Regions from separate parts of the Homo sapiens genome. Here regions 1 and 2 are each linked to region 3. A link is a loop called in an ENCODE intact Hi-C map of the cell type or tissue named here. Cell type or tissue: tibial artery. All regions are shown on one strand. Each heading gives the region's core, and the rest is flanking DNA. Links, peaks and the distances in the headings are about the cores only.

The links. Peaks named below come from ENCODE experiments on the same cell type or tissue, not always from the same donor. Only the 100,000 strongest peaks of a DNase experiment are listed, where the experiment ranks them.
Region 1: it touches region 3 in a loop (2.8-fold over the local background); 34 of 110 quality-filtered maps call a loop at or near these places.
Region 2: it touches region 3 in a loop (3-fold over the local background); 102 of 110 quality-filtered maps call a loop at or near these places.

What each region holds. Positions count from the first base shown.
Region 1 is chr6:148,574,305-148,582,104 of GRCh38, forward strand. No RefSeq gene overlaps it. Among named protein-coding and RNA genes, the nearest start is that of UST, 170 kb to the right of the region's middle. In tibial artery, for the core only: a CTCF peak has its summit at 4,027; a DNase peak (open chromatin) is centred at 4,117.
Region 2 is chr6:148,943,562-148,951,361 of GRCh38, forward strand. All of the region lies in intron 3 of UST (uronyl 2-sulfotransferase), which reads left to right. Among named protein-coding and RNA genes, the nearest start is that of UST-AS1, 17 kb to the right of the region's middle. In tibial artery, for the core only: a CTCF peak has its summit at 4,528 (motif pointing left); a DNase peak (open chromatin) is centred at 4,540.
Region 3 is chr6:148,736,084-148,743,883 of GRCh38, forward strand. The region is part of intron 1 of LOC124901425 (a long non-coding RNA gene); the gene reads right to left. Among named protein-coding and RNA genes, the nearest start is that of UST, 7.0 kb to the right of the region's middle. In tibial artery, for the core only: a CTCF peak has its summit at 4,121; no DNase peak of the experiment used is centred there.

The sequences.
Region 1 (7,800 bases), core at 1,712-6,711, 160 kb before region 3:
AATGGTATTAACTCAGTGCGAAGTGGAAATTAAAACTTCTCTGGTGGATGTCTTTGCATCTCCCAAATAGATTGACAAATGCGGACATATGAACCTTTGTACTCCCTTAGCCATTGAATATTCTGCTTCACTTCCACAGAGTAAGCAAGTTGTTGGAAGAAGCAGGCAGGTACTGCAGTGCCCCTCATGGCCTCACCTCTGCAGTTATGCATCATCACCTTCCCCGTATTGAATGCACCACCCAGGGCAGCCCTGGCTCAGTATGGGAGGGGTCTGAGCAAGGCACAGACATCCAGGATTGAGGATCTTTGGGGGCCATGGGAGGCTGACTACCACAGGAAGCTCCTGATGAAGGTGCCAGAAAAATGGGAGAATAGGCTGAGGGCAAAGAAAATGTAAGAAACTGCCATTGTGATTCAAATAAAAAATATTTCCTGGAGGACATTTGAATGAATTTGGTCAATAGCTGGCTTTCCTTAGTGATAATTTCAAATCACCCTTATTCCTTTATCCTACAGATATGCTTCAAAAACGAGATACTAGAACAACAAGCAGGCTTCTGCCTGAATTATCACTTTGAGTTTGATGCAAATGTGTTTGCTTAATGCATGCATAGGTATAACATTCTTAAATAGAAAACAAACTGCATAAAATTTTAAGGTAAAGCAAAAGAACTCAAGGAAATGACTCCCTTGCTCCACCCTGGCCAAAGCTCCATTTTTCCTTCAGAGACCTCAGTGGCCCATGCTCCCTCCCTTCTGACTCAGGGACATTTTGCAAAATGCTGAGAAGCAGAGCATGGAGATTGGCCCTTTAAAGACACACCTTGCAATCCAGAGTGGGGTATGAAAGGCAGTTCACTAGAATGAAGGGTAAAAATAGAGAACGTCTGTGCATATTTAATCTTTATATTAAAAATAAACAAATTGTGACTAATGTTATATGTAGGGGCCACCACTGACACTATCATTAGGTCAGTTGCCTCATGTCACTGCCAACCCCAAGGAAAGAGTTCCACAACATCGCAGGGCAGGGGGTGACAGTGTCCCTCATTCATTTGTTCTCTGGTGAGTTTCCAAGGCATTGTTGTTTCTATGTGACCACGGAAGTGGTTTTCAAGATCATATTGCCGAATTTCACTGAAAGGATCCTCATGGAATAGACAAGTCAACACTCATCATGCAAGCCCAATGAACAACCAACCAGAAAGTGACACCATGGACAAGTGGTCCCAGAGTGATTTGTCAACTCTATAATGATATGGTAGAAAAAAAACCGTTTATATTTTATAAGAAGTTGGTCCAAAGAATTCAAAATTATCAAGAAAAGACTCAAAATAGGCACTCAGATCCATTTTCTGAAACAAAGAACCTTAACCTAGGTGTATAGGGTGCCTTGAGAAATTGGCAATTGGCTGTGTAAAGCTTCCTGGAAAAGCAAGACATTTTCAAATTGAGTATCTAGAATATGAAAATAGACCTTTATAATCGGTATAATGAACGAGATGACATTTATTTCTAGATTTCTAAATAGTATACTTACAGAACTATTTTTGTTAACTGGAACATTATCTATTGATTTTCTGTTATGCTAGATGGAAATTTAGTACTTCTCTATTCCCTACCCTTCTTCCTTTCTTTCCAATCCCATGGTAGTTATATCCCACTTTTAGCCAAAGCAATAAAGGTACAGGTAATTGACGTTAGTAGGTTCCTGTAAATAACATTGATTGCAAAACCTAAGTAATACACTATTATCATGTTTTCATTCTTGCAAAATGTTTTGTTTTCCTGAAATTATCATGGTTTTCCTTTCTATATACTGAGACTTAATTTTTTTTCTGCTTTGGATTATTTAGCTATCAATGGATTTTTGTAAATGCTGAAGAATATCAGATGGTCTATCATTTTATTATTGTTTATATTTCTCTAAAGACCCCCCTGTAGTGCCCATTCTCCACATACAGTCTAAACCATTTGCTTTCTGGGCTGCTATATAGTGTTATGCTGTATTATCCTAGGCTGATTGCAGAACTAGATGGAAAAGTGGGTTGGAGCAAGACAGTTAAGAGGTTGGTTTGCCACAAAGAGTTTGGATTCCTTTAAGTCACTGGAGAACCATAAGAAGTGATAAGATGAAAGTAGTGTTTGACAGTGTCATTGTACCAGAGTAACTGTGGGTCAAGGAGGCTGTGTCTATCCTGAATTTCATGGTTTCAGGCTGCTTTTACCTACACACTGTTCTTCCTTAGAACTGCCATACATACATTTAAGCTATACAAGCAATAATATAGAGTAACTAAGCAAAGGCTGATCCTGAATCTAACTCTTAGGCACTTACAGTGGGAGGAAAACAATCTCTGATAAAAAGTAATGGATAAGGAATCTTCAATGTCACAGAAATTCAAAGTTCACATCAATGTAAATGTCTAAATTTCTTCATACACGTAACACTTTTCAACACTCCATGTCAGGACAGGCATTATTTAAAATGTCAACTTTGGACCAGGTACAGTGGCGCACACCTGTAATCCCAGCACTTTGGAGGGCTGAGGCGGGTGCATAATTTGAGCTTCATTTTGAAAACAGCCTGGAAAACATAGTGAGACCTCATCTCTACAAAAAAATTAATAAATTAGCCAAGCATGGTGGCGTGTGCCTGTAGTCCCAGCTACTCGGCAGGCTGAGGTGGGAGGATTACTTAAGCCCAGCAAGTGGAGGCTGCAGTGAGCTGTGATCGCACCACTGTACTCCAGCCTGGGCAACAGAGTGAGACCCTGGGCAACAGGGTGAGATTCAGAAAAATAAAAGTAAAATGTAAAGTATAAAGTCTGAAATAAAGCTGATCAGGACCATTCAAAAGACTACTGAGACAACTTGAATTTTACAGGCAAGAGATAGCTGGAGAAAATTTGTTCTGATGGCCACATCACAGCAGGCAGAACCAGAAGAGCCACCCATGCCACTCTTTGGCCCCCTCAATCTACTTTTGTCCTCTTCTATGTTTTTTTCCATGTATATTACTAAAGCTATATTATTGTAAATGCCATAATGTCTTATATACTTTATAATTTTCCAATGCTTTCACAAAAATCCTATTAAGCCTTTTGACAGCATATTTGGTAGACAGATAGGGTCAGCTATGTAATTCCCGTTTTTGCAGGAAAGGAAGCTGGGACTAAAAGAGGCTTAATGGCTCGCTAAGAATTCCATCTGGTTGGCAGCTTCAACAGCTTGGAGGAGTGGAGTCTTTAACCATAGACAGTTTTATATTTGTCCCCCAAAACTCCTTGTCTTTCTTTCCCATTTCACCCCCAGTTCTTTTGTTCCCTCTCTTCTTGAACACATCTATACAATGATCTATATTGTTATAGAAGAAATCTGTTGTTTTTGATATTTATGAAGTTTGTTTTCTGTTGTTATTCATTTTAAACAAACAATATTTTAATAATTATGAAGATTGATACATATAATCATTTAATATTTTAATTAATTTAAACAGAAATTAAGATAGATCATAATTTATATTTTAAACATATGTAATATTTAATAATTTTAATCAAATGATTTTAAATAATTAATAATTTAAAATAATAATTTTTAAAGTAAAGTTATTTTTTTCCTTAATAAGCTCATTCTTTTTATGTGTATATGGTTCTTAACTTTCTTCCCCCAACTCTGCCCTGAGATTCATGTGGTTATTGGTGAGGGGAATTCCCACTCCTGAAGCAAAGTCTAAATGTGTGCCCTTGGACCTCTTGCTCACACGTTCAGCTTTGTGATTCAGAAAACCTGGTACTCATCATTCTGAATGTATACAAGAATTTAGAAATTCAGGCTGGGCATGGGTTACCTACTTCCCCAAAAGATTCTTTGAATCTACAAAAGCATTTCCCACTGAATTTGTATACATATCAAGCTAATTGTATTTTTAATTCAATTCAATTCAGTTGTCATCAATGCAACTTAAGAAAATCACATTTTCTGGGTTCTGGTTTATTCCAGCAGCCTGTGCGGAGCTATGAAGCCTGACCACACAGTGGTGCTGACGCCCTTCAAGTGACACGGGGCAGCTCCACAGCGCTGCTCCTGGGGACAGTGTGAAGGAGGCAGCGGCCCTCCAAGCAGCAAGGAGTTCTGTGGAAATGAGGCAGCGACTTTGTTTGAGCTCTGCCTGCCTTAGGGAAGAATGAGGACGTCACCTCATGATGAAGACAGTCCCAGCAGTAATCCATCACCATGTCACCTTCATCTGTTTTGGTTAATGTTTGTTGAGATCCAGGGCATCAGCCCTCCCAACTCACAAGTAAAGAATATCTGTACATGCATAGAAAAGCGTCCTGAGTGGTGGCTGCCGGACTCCGATTTGACACAGACAATTCTCTGTAGGTGACTGTGCCATGTGGACCTAATCCTGAGTCATAGATTGTCTACCTGGGGTCAATTTGGCCCATGCACATGTTTTGTTTCACTTGTAGTGTTAACGTTTTGTAAACATTAAGTATCAACATTTTAGAATGAAGAGTCCGGTGTTTCCATTTCTATTGAAAAATAGGTAAATCTGGCAAGAGCCACCCCAAATTTTTGCAGGGCAGCTGTGAGGCTGGACTGGACATGTGCTCTTCAGTTTCTGTGGACCCCACTGGCCAGCCTGGCATATTCAGGTCCTGCTTTGACACCACAGGATTAGAGTAAGTGGCTCTTGTCCCAACGTCTTCCCTTAGGGACCTAGTCCCCTTCTCAGCCCAGGCTGTGTGCTTTGGTCTGCCTTGGAGCACCTGTATGTGTGCTTTTTGGGGGAGGAGTTCAACCACTTCTCTATGATTTGCTTATCCTTTTAGTAAAAATAAATTGTATTTGGTATATTTGAGGTTTACAACATGATGTTATGAGACATGTATAGATAGTATAGTGGTTACTTTCCACTGATATACATATGCCACATTTTCTTTATCCATTTATCCTCCAGTGGACACTTAAGTTGTTTCCATCTCTTAATTATGATGAATAATGCTGCAATTAACATGGGAGTGTAGATATCTTTACAAGGCGGTGATTTCATCTCTTTTTTGGTATATCCCCAGAAGAGGAACTGCTGGATCATGTCATAGTTTTATTTTTAATGTTTTTAGGAACTTCCATGCTGTTTTTTTTATAATGTTCCAATCTTCATTCCCACCAGCAATGTACGACGGTTTTCTTTTCTCCACACTCCCATCAACATTTGTTGTCTCTCATCTATTTGATAACAGCCACCCTAACAGGTGTGAGGCATTATCTCATAGTGGTTTTAATTTGCATTTCCCTGATTGTGATGTTGAGCACTTTTTCATATACATGTTGGCCATTTTTATGTCTTCTTTGGAGAAAATTCTGTTCAAGTCCTTTGCCCATTTTTAATTGGATTATTTGTTTTTCTCCTATTGAGTTGTAAGAGTTCCTTATACATTTTGGGCATTAACCCCTTATTAGATATGTGGTTGGCAAATATTTTTTCCCAGTCTGTAGGTTGCCTTTTCATTTTGCTGGTTTTTTCCTTTGTTGTGCAGGAGCCTTTTAGTTTGATGTAGTCCCATTTATTTATTTATTTTTGCTTTAGTAGCCTGAGCTTTTGGTGTAATATTTAACAAATCATGGGAGGCCGAGGCGGGCGGATCACGAGGTCAGGAGATCAAGACCATCCTGGCTAACACGGTGAAACCCCATCTCTACTAAAAAAGTACAAAAAATTAGCTGGGCGTGGTGGCGGGCGCCTGTAGTCCCAGCTACTCGGGAGGCTGAAGCAGAAGAATGGCGTGAACCCGGGAGGTGGAGCTTGCAGTGAGCCAAGATCCCACCACTGCACTCCAGCCTGGGCAACAGTGCAAGACTCCATCTCAAAAAAAAAAAAAAAAAATCATTTCCAAAACCAATGTCTAGGAGCTTGTCTCCTACATTTTTTTCTAAAAAGTTTATGGTTTCAGGTCTTACATGCAGGTATTTTATATGTTTTGAGTTAATTTGTATGTATGGTGTAAGATAAAGTCCCAATTTTATTTATTTGCATGTAGAAATCCAGTTTCCTTAGCACCATTTATTGAAGAGGCAAATATCCTCTTGGTGCCCTTGTGGAAAATTAGTAGACCATATATGTTGGATTGATTTCTGGCCTCCCTATTCTGTTCCACTGGTCTGTGTGTCTGTTTTTATGCCAGCACGATTAATATTTATCCTTAAGTCCTCACTTCCTTCTGGCAACTTCCTGAATGATGCAGGCTCTTAAAAACCATTTGTACTGTGCTTGGTTTTTATCCCCTAGTCCTTTGACATAGCTTGTAACCCTCCACGTGTGGTTCCCTGACTAAGCCAGGGAGCTCACTCCTCAAACTTGATAAGATCATCAAGGACACGCATACCTCATTTTATTGCTCTCTGCTTTGTTGCACTTCACACATACTACATTTTTCACGAATTGAAGGCTTGGGGCAACCCTGCATCCAGCAAGTCTATTGGCACCATTTTTCCAACAGCATGTTCTCACTTCATGTCTTCGTGTCACATTTGAAGAATTCTCACAGATTTCTTTTTTTTTTTTTGGTGGGGGGGGAGGATCGTACTTAAAATTTTTTTCCCCAACTATTATTTTAAGTTCAGGTGTACATTTGCAGGATGTGCAGGTTTGTTACACAGGTAAATGTGTGCCATGGTGGTTTGCTGCCCAGATCATCCCATTGTTACTGGTGGAAGGTATCCGAATTACCAGAGGTGAATCCGTATGGGTCTGCAGCAACCTCAATTCTTGCCTCCTCAGAAGAAAGAATTAGACAGAGAGGCATAAGGCAGAAAAAGAGACCAAGGCGAGTTTCAGAACAAGAGCGGAAGTTTATTTTAAAAGGCTTTAGAACAGGAAAGAAAGAAAGAAAACTATGCTTGGAAGAGACCCAAGTGGGCACTCAGATCAAGTGCTCTGTTTAACCTTGATCCTAGGACTTTCCAGGCTGGCCCCTTTCCCATGATTCTTCCCTTAGGGTGGGCTGCCAGCATGCACAGTGCCCTCCTTACCGTTGGGAGGAGAGCACGTACAGTGTGGTTAGGAAGTTGTACGCATGACCATCTGAGACTTTCTTCCCTTTGCTGGCGGTATGCCCTCGGAAGGTCATACTCCACCATTTTGTCTTAATGCATGTGCTGGGAAGTTGTTTCTCCCTGGCATATGAATCCAATTAGCACTTTAGTTGGGCAGGTGTTGACCATCAGGAAATGGCTCCTTCCTGGCACTGGCTTCCAATTCATTGCTTTTAGAAAGGCAATGTGATAACTGCCAAACCATCACTCGACATTCCCAGTGGGTGGAAAAGAGCCCTCTCCTGATCCACTCATGCCTAACTACCAGAAATACCATCACCTAGGTATTAAGCCCAGCATCCATTAGCAATTCTTCCTGATGCTCTTCCTCCTCCCACCTCACACCCTCTGACAAGCTCCAGTTGTGTTTTGTTCCTCACCATGTATCCATGTGTTCTCATCATTCAGCTCCCACTTATAAGTGAGAACATGAAATACTTGGTTTTCTGTTCCTGCATTAGTTTGCTGAGGATAATGGCTTCCAATTCCATTCACGTCCCTGCAAAAACCACGATCTCATTCCTTTTTATGGTGGCATGGTATTCCATGGCGTATATGTGCCACATTTTCTTTATCCAGTCTATCATTGATGGGCATTTGGTTGATTCCATGTCTTTGCTATTGTGAATAGTGCTGCAATGAACATACAATTATTGCATGTATCTTTATAATAATTTATATTCCTTTGGGTATATGC
Region 2 (7,800 bases), core at 1,528-6,527, 210 kb after region 3:
CAAAGTCTTCCTTCTCTTCTAAAATATAGGCTAGCTCTCATCTGTTTGGAATGGTTGGCTTGTCTGGAAGCCAGAGAAGAGACTAGACAGTCTTTTAAGATTCTTTCCAGCCCTGTGATTCTGTGATATATTTGTACAACTTCTAGCATAATCTGTGTATTGTGTAGTTGAAACATTTCTGATTCCTGTGGTCAAAGTGACCTAGAATATATTTCATAACTTCATTATTCCAGATTTCTATTAAATTGTAAGGCAGTTTTAAAAACGCATGGCAAAGGTAAAGATAAGGTAGAAAAAACAAATATATAATTTTAATGTGAAAACAAACATAATAACAGTAACTATTACCTCTCCGCAGCCATCTGGCTCTGGCATGCAGAGAGAGAAGCCAGGAAATAAAAGGACAAGAAACCCAGTTTGAAGTTCAACAACATTTAGAGAAACACTTTTTTTGTCCTTGTATTGCTTTTATTAAAGTTTCAACGTGCATAAACAGAAAAAATATTATTTTAATATATATTCAAGAAATAATTTGTGGTATGAATAGCTCCTTTTTTGGTAATTTATTAGAGGAATGAAGGGGGAAATGGTTTAGAAGACTAGTGGAAATTGTAGTCAGTTGTTCTCACCTATAAATGGTAGAATTCTGAAAATTTGTTCCCATAGAATCATTGTCCTCTAGAGTTAATAACAATTCCACTTCAGGTGCAGTATGACTTAAACAGGCTCTTGTGGGCTGGCCTGGGACTTTATCCACCGTGTAGAGAATTTCTTTTATGAGAAAATGTGCTCCAAGTTTCAAACTACTGACTTACAAATGAACTTTGGAATATTATCCATTTCTAAGACCAGATTATCTATTCCATTTCATTCATACAAAAAGGCACCTCTCTGGGCCACAGTCAAATTCACACATGCATTGCTCTCTGGAGGGTAGTTGTGATCATACACACACACACACACACACACACACACACACACACACAGAGCTAAATTTTTTAAATCTATTAAATGGAACAAGACACTGAAGGGATTATTAAAAAGGAAAGGGAGTGTGAAGACACCAAATGTTAGAATGCCTATAAAAATCCCACTACATCTGTCCTTATAAAAATAGAAATACCTTTGAAGTTCATATTTTGGGAAATATCACCTCAACAGCAGAGCATGGGCAATGGCTGCTGGGCAAGTGTTGGACTTTCGCACAGCTCATCATGCAAACCTGTGATGACATCATTGCATTTATGCCCTAAAACTAGATTTCAGGTCTTAAGCTGGCTTAAATTATCTCTTGAAAAATGGAGATTATATACAGCTTTGAAAAATAGGGAATTTTTTTCCCCAGAAGACATGGCATGTGATTGCCAAAAAAACACATAACCATCTTTGGTTAAGAGGTGACACCATCTTTCTGAGCATTGCTCTAAATACAAGAAAGGTCAGAGTGCTGCAGGTGTATTACAACTATGAGAATCCATAATTACTTTCATTCTCTTTAAAGAAAAGCAAAAGTTACCAGCATATTGAGAAGGCACATAATTTTACTATTTCTATTTCTGTTGAAACTGAGGATTACGTGTTGGATACAGCACCTACAACCTGCATTGTTTTTCTTCATTGTTTCATTGAACTTTTTGGACCTAAAAATATACTACTGAGTGGGTATGATTCCCTGTTTTATGGGTGAGACACCTAAGACAATCAGATTGTAACTTTCCAAATACATTGTAATGACTATCAGTGGCTCTTGGCCTTGAACCTAGGCCTTCCTTAATCCAAAAGCCATTCTCATCATGCAGTGTTTATCTCCTCTAGCTGGATAGCAGAATCTCAGCAGAGCCTTTTAAAACCTAGAGTTGCAGTGGCCCTTCTCCTGGAGATTCTGGGGTAGAGCCCAGAAAACTTTTTCTTTAATGAAGTGTCACAAGAGATTTTATGATGCAGCCAGGGTTAAGAAGCTCTGTCGAAATCATCATACCAGCATTGCCCTAGGTATGTTCCTGAGAATCCTAGTCCTCTAAGACATTGAAAGAAAAAAAATATTATGGTTCAATAAATTTGGTAAATGTTGCGTGCCTTGTCCCGAATGAATCAATTCACGATGATTATTCGCATTTTGAAGACTTCGAAAATTAAAAACAAAACTGCAAACAAACTGTTTGACTGGATTTCACCTAGCGTTTTTGCAGTCTTCATTGTTCAGGGGAGTCTTAATGAGTGTTTGTGACTCATTTGCATTCTGCAGAACTCCAGTTCATTGTCTGTGAAATACTAGGCAAGTCCACATCCTCCCACCAGTTGTAACAGTAAAGGCTACTATATCACTATAAACGTAACATCTGTTCTGACCCTCCAACAGCTATTCAAATTATTAAAACCTTGAAGAGTTATATAAAGGGTGGAGGAGAGAGAGATCCTATGCCCATGTGCCCTAGATAGCTTTAGCTTCCTTATCAAAACACTATTTCCTTACAATATTTTAAATTTCCCTCTCCTGTTGCTCTTGCCCCCTGCAAGTTTCAAGTCTGAATGGTGGCTAGAAAGCAGTGAGACTTAGGGGGAAAAAACCCAACTCACCTAAAAAAATCATGTTAAGTTTGTAAAAGTCTACAGGCTACAGGGATCCCTAAGGCATGGTTAATCGGGCCTCTGTTTAATCAAGAAGGTGGGCCAGGCATGGTGGCTCACGCCTGTAATCCCAGCACTCTGGGAGGCCGAGGCGGTGGATCACCTGAGGTCAGGAGTTCGAGACCAGCCTGGCCAACATGGTGAAACCCTGTCTCTACTAAAAACACAAAAATTAGATGGGCGTGGTGGTGCACGCCTGTAATCCCAGCTACTCAGGAGGCTGAGGGAAGAGAATCACTTGAACCCAGGAGGCAGAGGTTGCAGTGAGCCGAAGTTGCACGACTGCACTCCAGCCTGGGCGACAGAGCAAGACTCCATCTCAAAAAAAAAAAAAAAAAAAGGCCGGGTGCGGTGGCTCATACCTGTAATCTCAGCACTTTGGGAGGCTGAGGCGGGCGGATCACGAGGTCAGGAGATCAAGACCATCCTGGCTAACATGGTGAAACCCTGTCTCTACTAAACAAAATACAAAAAATTAGCCGGGCGTGGTGGCGGGTGCCTGTAGTCCCAACTACTTGGGAGGCTGAGGCAGGATAATGGCCTGAACCTGGGAGGTGGAGCTTGCAGTGAGCCGAGATTGCGCCACTGCACTCTAGCCTGGGCGACAGAGCGAGACTCCATCCCAAAAAAAAAAAAAAAAAAAAAAAAAAAAAGGTGCACTCATTCATTTTTACAGCAGATTTCTCTGTTTTTTGTTCATTCACTTTGATGAATATTTATTGAGAACCTAGTATTAATGTGCGTATTAAACCCCAGACAGCCCACTAGATATTAGTGCACCCTATTTCTAATCCTCGAGGCAACATTGTTAGGAAAGCATTATTGCCCCATGTTAGAAGGAGGAATAAGTGTGTACAGGAATCTGATTAAAATATAGTGTAAATTAAGAATAATGTGGGAGAATAAGACTTGAAAGCAAACGGGGGTCAAATCCCGAACTTTAAATGCTGGGCTTCGGAGTTGGAACTTTCTTCTGTAGACAGTGGGAAGCTATTCCATTTATGCCTGAGGTAGCAATTTTTTTAAATTTTTGCAATCAGACCTTGGCAATGACCTTGAGCAGTAGGATGTAAATAACTCCCACATGCTTAGCGTTCCAATAATGGAACACTAGGCATACATGGGTTAATAAAAAATTGTTCTTAATCACGATAGGCACCAAAATCTGCTGGGGAGCGTTCTCACAATATGTGTATTCAGGTCCCACTGCAAAATACAGAGCTAAACTTGTAAAGGCAGAGCCAAAGTTATTTGTATTTTGCAGGGGAAAAACTCCCGAAGAGGTCCTCACGCACAGCCCTAGCAAGGAATGATTTCACAAAAGCCTCTGATTATTAGAAAGTTTTCCTTTTATTGAAGTGAATCCTTTACTACGCTAGGAAAATCCCGCTGTCACCTGAGACTCTCTCAAACCCCTGAAGACTCCATGCGTCCCTGAAGATTTATGAAGTGTTGTCTCCTCATGAGCCTCTCTCTTTATCCCAGGAACCTTTCTCTGGCTTGACATGTTTTGGAAAAGCCTCGCTTAGAATGACCGTCAGAACTTCCCGACTTTATAGGAGTGGGGACAGTGTCCACAGGCATGAGAGTGCTCCAACTGGACCTTAGAGTCAAACCAAAGAGAGGAGCCTGGTCCCTTTCCATGCCACAGGGATTAGTTCACACAGCCCTGCAGACGTCTAGTCTTGGAGCCCTACACACAGAAACTGAGTCCGCTAATAGAAACTTGGTGGAAAAAAAAAAAAGAAAAACAAGGAAGAAGCAGCAAGGCCTGCAAAAATAAAATAAGTTTTTCCTTTCCTTCCAGTTGCAGCCATGAGATTTTCTCTGTAATTGAGACCCAGGCTCTTTGCCTTGATCATGTCATTGCTCCCCCTGGTGGACTTCTTCTTCATTGCAGGCGTGTGTTGCGCTGACTGCTTCCCGCAGGCCATCCTGCCTCCTGCTTACAAGGGCTACCCCATACTGTGGGAAGAGGGAAGGGTCACCGGAGCCTCCAGCCATCTTCCCAGGCTCTGAGGTTCAAGGGCCAAGGCTCTTCCTGTGAGCTACTCCTTATTTTGCTTTGATATGTTAAAAACATGTCCTTTCTGTAAAATGCTTTGCAAAATTGTAAGACGTCTAGGTGTTCATGAGTGACACAGAATTCACTTATGAACCACGTAGGGTTAGATACCGCCTCTGCTGACAAATATTTGCCAAGAAGTCAGGAGCAAAGTCTGACTGTGTTGGTAGAACTGCAGGTAAAGGTTTTCTGCTGCACCATCCCAGCCAGTCAGGTTGAAAGCAAAAGATTAGGAATTACTTACTGATATGCTGTGATCTGATTTTTTTCTTTTAGGTATCTTTCATTACATAGTTATCTTTTTTAGTATTTAAAATTAATTTTCTGTTCTTGTTAGGATATATACTCAGTTTTCCCACCTAGAACTTTTAAAAAGTATTATCTCTGGCATTTTAAAGCTTTTATTTTTGTATTATTTCATAATGCTTTTCCATCTGTTAGAACTTTCTTTCAAATTTTCAGCACATCACAAGAAAAGAAGAAAATTTATATTCCATAAACCTTCTTTGTTCTCCAGACTTTTGTGCTAACCAATCTGTTCCTTCCATTTTGAAAGGTTATGTATAGATCAAATCTCGGTGGGAATGGTGAATAGATTGCAGCCAGTAAATAAAAAACAGGATTTAGGGTTTGGAAAGACTTGGATTTCAATCCTGGCTTTACCTCTTGTGTGGATAAGGCTTTAAGCAACCAATGCAGCCTTTTGTGCCTCAGTTTCTTAACCTCTACAGTAGGGATAATAATACTTATCCATGGCTGGGCACGGTGGCTCACACCTGTAATCCTAGCACTTTGGCAGGCCAAGGCGGGTGGATCACCTGAGGTCAGGAGTTCAAGACCAGCCTGACCAACATGGTGAAACCCTGTCTCTACTAAAAATACAAAAATTAGCTGGGCGTGGTGGCAGGCGCCTATAATCCCAGCTACTGGGGAGGCTGGGGCAGGAGAATCGCTTGAACCTGGGAGGGGGAGGTTGCAGTGAGCCAAGATTGCGCCACTGCACTCCAGCCTGGGCAGCAGAGTGAGACTTCGTCTCAAAATAATAATAATAATAATAATAATAATAATAATAATAATAATACTTATCCGTGGGTTTCTTGTCCACTGCACTCCAGCCTGGGCAGCAGAGACTTTGTCTCAAAATAATAATAATAATAATAATAATAATAATAATAATAATATTACTTATTCATGGGGTTCTTGTGAGGATTAAATGACACCATATGTATAAAGAGCACCTTGGTGCACTCAGAAAATGGGAGTCTGTTTGATGGTGTTATGTCCTGGATGTTATAATGGTAAGACTGTTTGCCCCATGTGACACCAGGATAATGAACATATGGGTCTGTCTCAGAAAGGCTAAATTCATAGCCTGAGTGCTAGATAATTCTGTCTTCAGTTAACTATACATTTCTTGACTCCAAAAAGGATTTCTAAAGATGATAGCTTCATTTCATAAATATTTGTGGGGTGTATGTTCTGTCCAAGTACCTTGAGTAGGCTTTCTAGGGGATAAAGCCTGCCCCCAACCCTCACAGAATTTACATTTCAGCTCAGACTCGTGCACAAACTCAACTACAATGTAATGTAGAAAGTGCATGTCCTGAAGAATTTTCAGATGCACTGCTATGGAAGGTCATGTTCAAAACCAAGCCCATTTCCCCCCTTATCTGCAGCCAAATCTTTTCCTCCCCCAGCATTGCCCATCTCCATGAATGGATACCATCACGTATTTGGTTGTCCTAGCCAGGAATCTGGGAAGGAAGCTCTCTTGGCCACTTGCCCTGCCTCCCTTCCATTGGCAGGTAGTCACCTCCTTAACCCTCCCGGAACCTCCCCTTCTGTCTTACTTACATTGACTTATTTCAGTGGTTCTCACACTTTTGTGCCTTAGCATCCCTTGGAAGGCTTGGCAAAACACAGACTGCTGGCACCCCTTCCCCCAGAGTTCCTTCTAATTCAGAAGGCCTGGGGCGGATCCTGAGAATTTGCATTTCTAACAAGTCTCGGGTGATGCTGATGCTGCAGGTCTGGGGACCACACTGAAAACCACGACCTCAGTTCATGCCATTGTCATTTGCTGTTGGGATTATTGCCCAGTCTTCCTGGCTGTGCTTCTGTATCTAATCCTTACCCTTCTTCACATTCTCCACCCTGTCCTCAGATCTGGAAAAAAGAATTTTTTCTGGCTGTTGATCACCCACAGAATAAATGTCAGAATTCCTGCTGTGATCTGCAGTGCCCTCCATTACCTGACTCTTACCTGATTCTCTAGTCTCACCTGCTACTTTGCTGATCCCATCTCGGATCACTGAACACCTCTGGCACACTGAACTCCTGCAGTTCCTTGGTGCCGTATCATTTTATGTTCTGCCTTTTGTATCTGCTCTTCATTATTTGCAATGCCATGAATCCCTTTCTTTCCTGGCTAACTCCTCTAGGCCCTTCCAGACTACTGAGGGAAACCTCCCTGGGGAAGCATTACCTCTCCATCTGAATGTAGAGAGAGGTGCTTCACTTATCTACCATCTACCTCATGGTGGTTATCACATGATTGTACCTGCCTCTTAGTCCACCTCACCCACAAGACTCTGACAGCTTCCTAACAGCAAGAACCAAATCCATCATCTCTATAGCCATAACCCTGAGCAACATTGCCTGATACAGAGGGGAGATCAAAGGATGTTGAATGAAAAGGGCTATCCAGAAAGGCTACTTGGAGGGGTAGATATTTTAGCCAGAGGTGAAGAGTGGTTAGTATTTAGACACACAAGGAGTAGCAGAAGAACATTCTGAAAGAGGGAACTTAAACTGGAGCTTGGACTTGGTCAGGCTTTAGTGTGAGGAAGGAACAAGGAGGGCTCTCATTTGGCTGGCCACAGCATGTGTGGTCCTGAGAGCCAGTTGAGGGAAATAGCACAGGTGGAATTCACATGGCTCAACACACCATTGAATTATGGGAGTCCGGGAAAGAGCTGGATCAAAGGTGGGAATATGCCGAGCACCAGTAACCTGAACCAGACTGTCCAGAGATGGATGAGGCTGGATAAAGAGTAAAGATGGGTGAGGATTAAGTGTGTTTGTGGCCATGGTGGAGTTTGAGGGCA
Region 3 (7,800 bases), core at 1,773-6,772:
AGAAAGGTGGCGTGCACACCCAATATTGTAAGGCCAAGTATAGCAGATTGCATAAGTTCCTTTTTCTCACACCCCACTGACTTGAGCTCAGCCTCATGGCCACACCTAGCTGCAAAAGAGACTGGGAAATGTAGTCTCCATGTAAGTGGCTTTGTGTCCAGCTACAGCTCAGTGGTTTCTATTACTAAAAGAAAAATGGAGAAAATGGGTACAGAGGACAAGCAGGAGTCTCTGCCACAACATCTTAGGAGCATTTGTTACAGAGGATCGTTCTCTCCTTCATGGAATACTTTTGTTCTTTTGGCTTCAGTGACACCACACTCTCCTGGTTTTCCTCTGGGCCCTCTGCCTACTCACTCAATCTCTTTTGCTGGGTGAACTTATTCTGTTTGACCTCTGCATGTTGGACTTCCTGAAGGCTTTGTCCTGTGCCATCTTTTATTCCTTCCATCTACATGCTTCTCTAGGTAATTTTATTCAATTATGTGATTTTATATACCACATTGATAGAAATAACTTCTGAATTTATGTCTTTAGCCATGACCTTTCCCTGGAGCTCCAAATTCATATATCCAGTTGCCTACTTAACATAGTTGATCATAACTCTTGGTTACTTTGGCCACCCATGTCCCTCTCCCAAGCCTGCTCCTGCTTCAGTTTTCTGCATTTCAAGAAACAGAGAAATAGCTTCAGCATCATTCCAGGTGCTCTGACAAAAACCTTAGGTATCATTCTTAGCTTAGTTCTTCTCTCACTTCCCGTCATCCACTTCGTTGACAAGTTTATACCCTCGACCTCCAAAAAAACACATCCTGAGTTTAACTTCTTTCTGTCTTCCCCATTACCAGCCTGAGCCCAGCCAGCCTCACCATTTTACTGGATGACTCATCTTCCTACTGCCACTTTCACTGCCAACAAGCCAACCTTACACAGCACCCTAAGTGATGAATTAAAAACATGAATCAGCTCATGTTGATCATTGAACCCTTTCCCATCTCACCTTGAATAAAACCCAAACTCTCTACCCTGGTCTACAAAGCCCTACAGGGACTGGCACCACCCACCTCTCCAGCCTCATCTCATGTCACCTGTTTTCTCAATGACCCACTCCCATCACGGTGGCACATACCAAGTCTATTTCCATTTTAGGGAAGATATGAGGCAGAAAGACCTTAAATGGATGTTTTCTCTGCATGAAATGCTTGTGCCCCAGAACTTCCCCAGGAAGATCCTTCTCATCCTTTAGGTCACATTGCAAAGGTCAACTCCTTAGAGAAGTTGTCCCTGTCCACGCAGTCTGCAGTAGACTGCTCCTTTCAACCCATCACTCTTAGTCGCATCACCCTGTCTTATTCTCTCAATAACACTTAACACTACCTAGCATAATATATTTGTTTATTCGCCATCCATCTCCCCTCACGGTGGATGTGAATTTCATGGGAGCAGGGCTTGTCTTGGGCCCCACTGCAAATCCCGGGCCAGGCACACGTTGGGCCCTCAGTAAGGATCTGCTGAATGAATGTATGTCTGAATACAGCTCCAATTCTGGAACCTCTTTAGCACCCCAGGAGTATTTTAAAGACCATGAATGTGTGAATAAAAATTCTATATTTCCAACTTCTTTTAAAGACTTTTTCCAGACTGCTTTAGTACCATAAAATCTGCTTTTCTCTTCTGACATAAGGGCAAAAAATTAGATTCTCCTTTAGTAAATGCACTCAGGCATATTCAGGAGAGACCACAGCCTTTAGTGCTCAGGTTCTTAATCTGAGTCCATGGACCCCTAGAAGGTCCATGGGTGTGCTGAAATTATATACAGAAGATACATTCATTTTTCTAGGAGGTAGGTTCATAGGTTTGTTGAATACTCAGAGGAGGTCAGTGGCCAAAATGAAATCCATTTTATTGTGGAAAAAGTATTAGAGGCCGGGCACGGTGCCTCACGCCTGTAATCTCAACACTTGGGGAGGCTGAGGTGGGTGGATCACTGAGGTCAGGAGTTTTGAGACCAGTCTGGCCAACATGGCGAAACCCCATCTCCACTAAAAATACAAATATATATATATATATAAATATATATTTTATATTATATATATATATTTTATATATAATATATTATATATATTATATATATTATATATATTTTATATATTATATATTTTATATATAATATATTATATATAAAATATATTTTATATATAATATATAATATATAAAATATATTTTATATATTGTATATTTTATATTATATATTTTATATATAAAATATATTTTATATACTATATATTTTATATATAAAATATATTTTATATACTATATATTTTATATAAAATATATATTTTATATGTCATATATTTTATATATAATATATATTTTATATGTCATATATTTTATATATAATATATATTTTATATGTCATACATTTTATATATAATATATATTTTATATGTCATACATTTTATATATAATATATATTTTATATGTCATACATTTTATATATAATATATATTTTATATGTCATACATTTTATATATAATATATATTTTATATGTCATACATTTTATATATATCTTTTATATGTCATACATTTTATATATAATATATCTTTTATATGTCATACATTTTATATATAATATATCTTTTATATGTCATACATATAATATTATATATATTATATATTATATAATATATTATATATTATATTATATATATTATATATTATATAATATATAATATATTATATAATATATTATATAATATATTATATATATAATATATTATATAATATATTATATAATATATTATATATATTATATAAAAATATATATTTTGTATATAAAATTTTATATATAAAATATATATATAATACATTATAATTATATATATTATATATATATATATATATATAGCCGGGCATGGTGGCAGGTGCCTGTAATCCCAGGTACTCAGGAAGCTGAGGGAGGAGAATCACTTGAACCTGGGAGATGGAGGTTGCAGTGACCCAAGATCACGCCACTGCACTCCAGCCTGAGTGACAAAGCGAGACTCCATCTCAAAAAAAAAAAAAAAAAAAGGTTTAGAGATGGACTTGCGCAATCTCTATTTGAGTTCTGGTGATGTCAGTCACAAATAATGCAAATTTGTGCAGATTATGTAATTTATTTAGATTCTAGTTTTCTTATCTTTAAAAATAATCTGACTTACATGTATTCTGACTTACATGTACCCACACTTAAAATATATTTAATCCCATCACGGGATGCTATGTGCTTTACCGTATCTCACAGGTAATGACAATGAGGCTCAGAATCTACTCAGGCTACTTGCCAAATCACATTTGTTCCCATATAAGTTGTGGATCAAGACCCATGTTTCTCCCATGCTTCAAATTGCCTGCTCTTTATTTTATTTATTTATTTATTTAGACACAGTCTCGTTCTGTCACCCAGGCTGGACTGTAGTGGTGCGATCTTGGTTCACTCCAACCTTCACCTCTTGGGTTCAAGCGATTCTTCTGCCTCAGCCTCCCAAGTATCTGGGATTACAGATGCCCGCCACGATGCCCAGCTAATTTTTCTATTTTTAGTAGACACAGGATTTCACCATGTTGGCCAGGCTGATCTCGAACTCCTGATCTCATGTGATCCACCCACCTCCACCTCCCACACTGCTGGGATTCCAGGCGTGAGCCACCGTGCCCAGCCTACTTTTTAAATAAGAGTTTGCAGTACCATCATTCTGCAGTCCAATTTCTCTGGGTGGAATAATGTCTTGGACCACTTCACAGCAAGTACCATAGAGAAAAGCAGCCAGCTGGTGATGTAGTTTCCCAGCCAGGTAAGCGCGCTTTTGAACCAGACCAGAGCCCTGTGAACCCAGGAGTACGGGCTTTATCATCCATTCTTGACAGAAGAGAAAATGAAAGCACAAAGAGATTAAGTAATTGACTCTAGGTCAGAAGGTTAGTAATTTTCAGGGCTGAAAGTTTATGCTTCACAATGTAATATTTTCTTAACTTTTCTACTAAAATGACCTTGGGAATCTTTACTAAGATTCTTCACTAGAGGGCTGACTCTTATCGTCATAGTTTAGTATTTGGCTGTTCTTCAAAAAATTATTTTAAAGTACTTTGCAAAGCTTGAGTAATATTTTTTTTCTAAAAGGACAGGAAGATATGTAATGTGCCCATTGAACAAGGATTAATGACATTGTTAGGAAGGAAGGAAAAAGGATATCACTTCTACATCGATTTCAGCGTTTATGCATTAACACCAGACAATGACCTCTAAAATGAGAAGAGCACTAGCTTAACATTGTAAATTGACAAGGATCTTGGAAATGAGGAATTAAGGTTAGTCAGAGATTCAACTGTATAGATTCTACTCATGGCAGGGTAAGAGGCAACTGAGAATAACATGAAAGCCACCGGTAAGTATTTGACTTTTTTTTTTTCCTTTCCCTCTGCTTATACTAATGGTCCATTATACTTCAGGAAAAATAGAGACAGTACTGAGACTGTTTCCAAAAGAGGCTTTAGGTGGCTAATAGTGTCACACTGGCCAGTCTCAGGGACCAGTTGTGCAGTGCACTTTTGACTTGAAATACAGTTGTTGTTAAGCATAAGTTAAAAGCTGAGTTTTCAAAAGTTGTGTCATTGCATAGGAGTTTAAATATAAGCAATAGCTTATTGGCTACTAAGTGCAGTTTTTATAATCCTCCCATCCAAATGTGCCTCTAGATCATACACTCTGGTCAGATATGCTTTTGAGACACTGTTCAGGCAAAGGCAAGCACTACCTTCCCAGATGGTTTTCAGTGCATTTCTGCCCCACAAACCAGAGCAACTCTCCAGTTTCTTTCTTTCTCTCTTTCTTTTCCAAGGTCAAAGCTCAGACAGCTTGGTTCTCCAAGAGACTGATGGCCCCAATCCCTGAAATGAACAGCAGTCCTAAAGAGCAGCAGCCTCTCTGCCAAGGGGAATGGCAACACCAGGCAAAGCCAATAGACTCATCTCTTTTATGATTCCATGAGGCGTTCATGATCACAGGGAGTAGCTGCATTGCTAATTAGGGGTCACGGAGGTGGTGAGGGCCTCATTCATTCATTCACCCTTTCTTTCAGTGAATACATCTTCAACTGCAAACAATTCTTTTGATGATTATCTGAATGTTCTCGCAGCACGGAGGCCTACTTTCTAGGACCTCCACGTCTCATCCGCACTTGGCCGACCACGGAATCAATGAGATTTGACTCACCGAACATCAGACTCTTCCTATAAAAAACTCATCTTTTTATTCAACAAATATTTCTTGAGTGATCACTACCTGTGAGCACTATTCTAGGTATTGGAGATAAAACAATAAACAAATGGGACAAAATCATAGCCTTCAAGATGCTTGTTTTCTAGGGGGGAGAAATATACAACACATACAAAATACTAACATTTCAGATTATGGTACATTCCATGGAGAAAGCTAAAGAGGTCAAGAGAATAAGGAATGTGGATGCACACGTGCATTACATAGAGAGTAGTCCCAGAAAACTCCTCTGATAAGGCAACATTGAGCAAAACTGGGAGGAAGTCAAAAGTCAAGCCATGCAGAGGTGTGGAAAAGAACTTTCTAGGCAGAGGGAAGTGTGAAAGCAAAGGTCCTAATAGAGGAGCAAGTTTTTGTCTTGTCTGATGAATGAGGATAGGTAAGGGTGAGCAGGAAAAGTGATAAGAGATGAGGTCAGAGAAACAATGGAGCCAGATTGAGTAAGACCTCAGAGGCTACTCTAGGATGCTGCCTTTTACTCTGAGTGCATTGGAAGCCACTGGCAAGTTTTGAGCAGCAATGGCTATTTTGGCTGCTCTGAGGAGAATGGAATATGGGGTGAAAGGCTGGGAGCAGGCAGACCAGTCAGGAGGAACAACAGAAATTGCTGATTGCCACATAGTAGCCATCTGCCCTTTCTTTCTTTAGCAATAGAACCCTGATTCTTATTTGTGGCAGCAACGCACCCAGCTAAAGTCTAGATTTCCTAGATACTCTCTGTCCCCTGTCCCTTACAATTAGACAGAGTCATGTGATTAATTTCTGGCCAATGACCTATAAGAAGGTAGATTTATAGCACACTTTGGAGCACTGCTTAAAAAGAGCCTACTCAGTTGGGAGTTCTTTGCTCTTTTGCTTCCTTCTGCTGCCAACCTGGAACATAGACATAATAGCTGGAACTCTAGCAGCCATCTGCAACCATAAGGAGATCTTTTTGTTTTGTTTTGTTTTTCTCCCCTTCTGCATTCTTATCATTTATTTGTGGTAAGAACACTTAAAATCTATTCTCTTAACACTTTTCAAGTATACGATACGATATGTTATTAACTATAGTCACTACGTTACAGAACTCTTGAATTTATTCCTGCTGCCTAGCTGAAATTTTGTATCCTTTGACCAACATCTCCTCAATCCCTACCCTTCCCTCCTTAAACCCTGTTAACTGTAATTCCTCTCTCTGCTTCAATGAGATGGCCTTTTTTAGATTTCACATATAAGTGAGATCATGTAGTATTTGTCTTTCTGTGTCTGGCTTATTTCCTTTAACATAATATCCTCCAGATTAACCTGTGTTATTGCAAATGACAAGATTTCCTTCTTGAGGCTGAATAGTATTATCCATTCATCTATTGATGGACACTTAGGTTGATTCCATATCTTGGCTATTGTGCACAATGCTGCAATGAACATATCAAAGAGGTATGAAGATTTCATACCTTTTTGAAATGCTGATTACATTGCATAAGACGGCCTTTAAAATGGAAGCCACATGCTGAGGATGGTGGAACAGAAAGCTCAGGTGGGTCCCTGAGGATAGCATAGAAATACCACACCAAATCTGGACGGCCTATTTCTGGACTCGTTTCACATGAGAGAGAAATGGGCCAGGCATGGTAGCTCATGCCTGTAATCCTAGCACTTTGGGAGGCCGAGGTGGGTGGATCATTTGAGGTCAGGAGTTCGAGACCAGCCTGGCCAACTTGATGAAACCCCGTCTCTACTAAAAATACAAAAATTAGCCAGGTGTGGTAGTACACGCTTGTAATCCCAGCTACTTGGGAGGCTGAGGCAGGAGAATCACTTGAACCCCGGAGAAGGAGGTTGCAGCGAGCTGAGATTGCGTGGCTGAACTCCAGCCTGGGCAAAAGAGGGAGACTCTGTTTCAAAAAGGAAAAAAAAAGAGAGAGAGAAAAAAAAATAAAGTTCTTTTCTGTTTAAGCCACTGGTTTTTAAATTTGCGGTTTTTTTTTTCCAGCTCTATGTAGCTAAACTGAAACATGATGAATATAAGTAGCCTTTGCAACAATCCAGGTGAGAGAAGACAGTGGTTTGGCCCGGGGGGGTGGCAAAGGATGTCAGATACTGGACTTTTTTTTGAATCCTATAGGATTTGCAGATGGTTTAGATACAAGAATGAATGAACTATTAATAGAAAAACTAAGACTTCTGGTTTGGGGCCCAAGTGACTTGAGAGTGTAATGATTTACAGAGATGCAGAAGGCTATGGAGGGGGCAGGCTTGGGTGTGGGACTGGGGTTGGTGGGAACGGCAGTCTAGGGCACACGTGGCAGCATGGCCTTGATAGAAGCAGGAACACGATGAAACAGGGAGGGAGGCCAAGAGCACGGGGCACAGATTGGTAGGAAATGAGTGAGCTCTCATCCTACTGCTTCTATTTTCTCAACAAAGGCTGATCCAGGTCATCCCCTGAGACTGAAGGGAAGAAAGCAGAGGGTGGAGATGGGAGGTTTGAAGAGAAAGA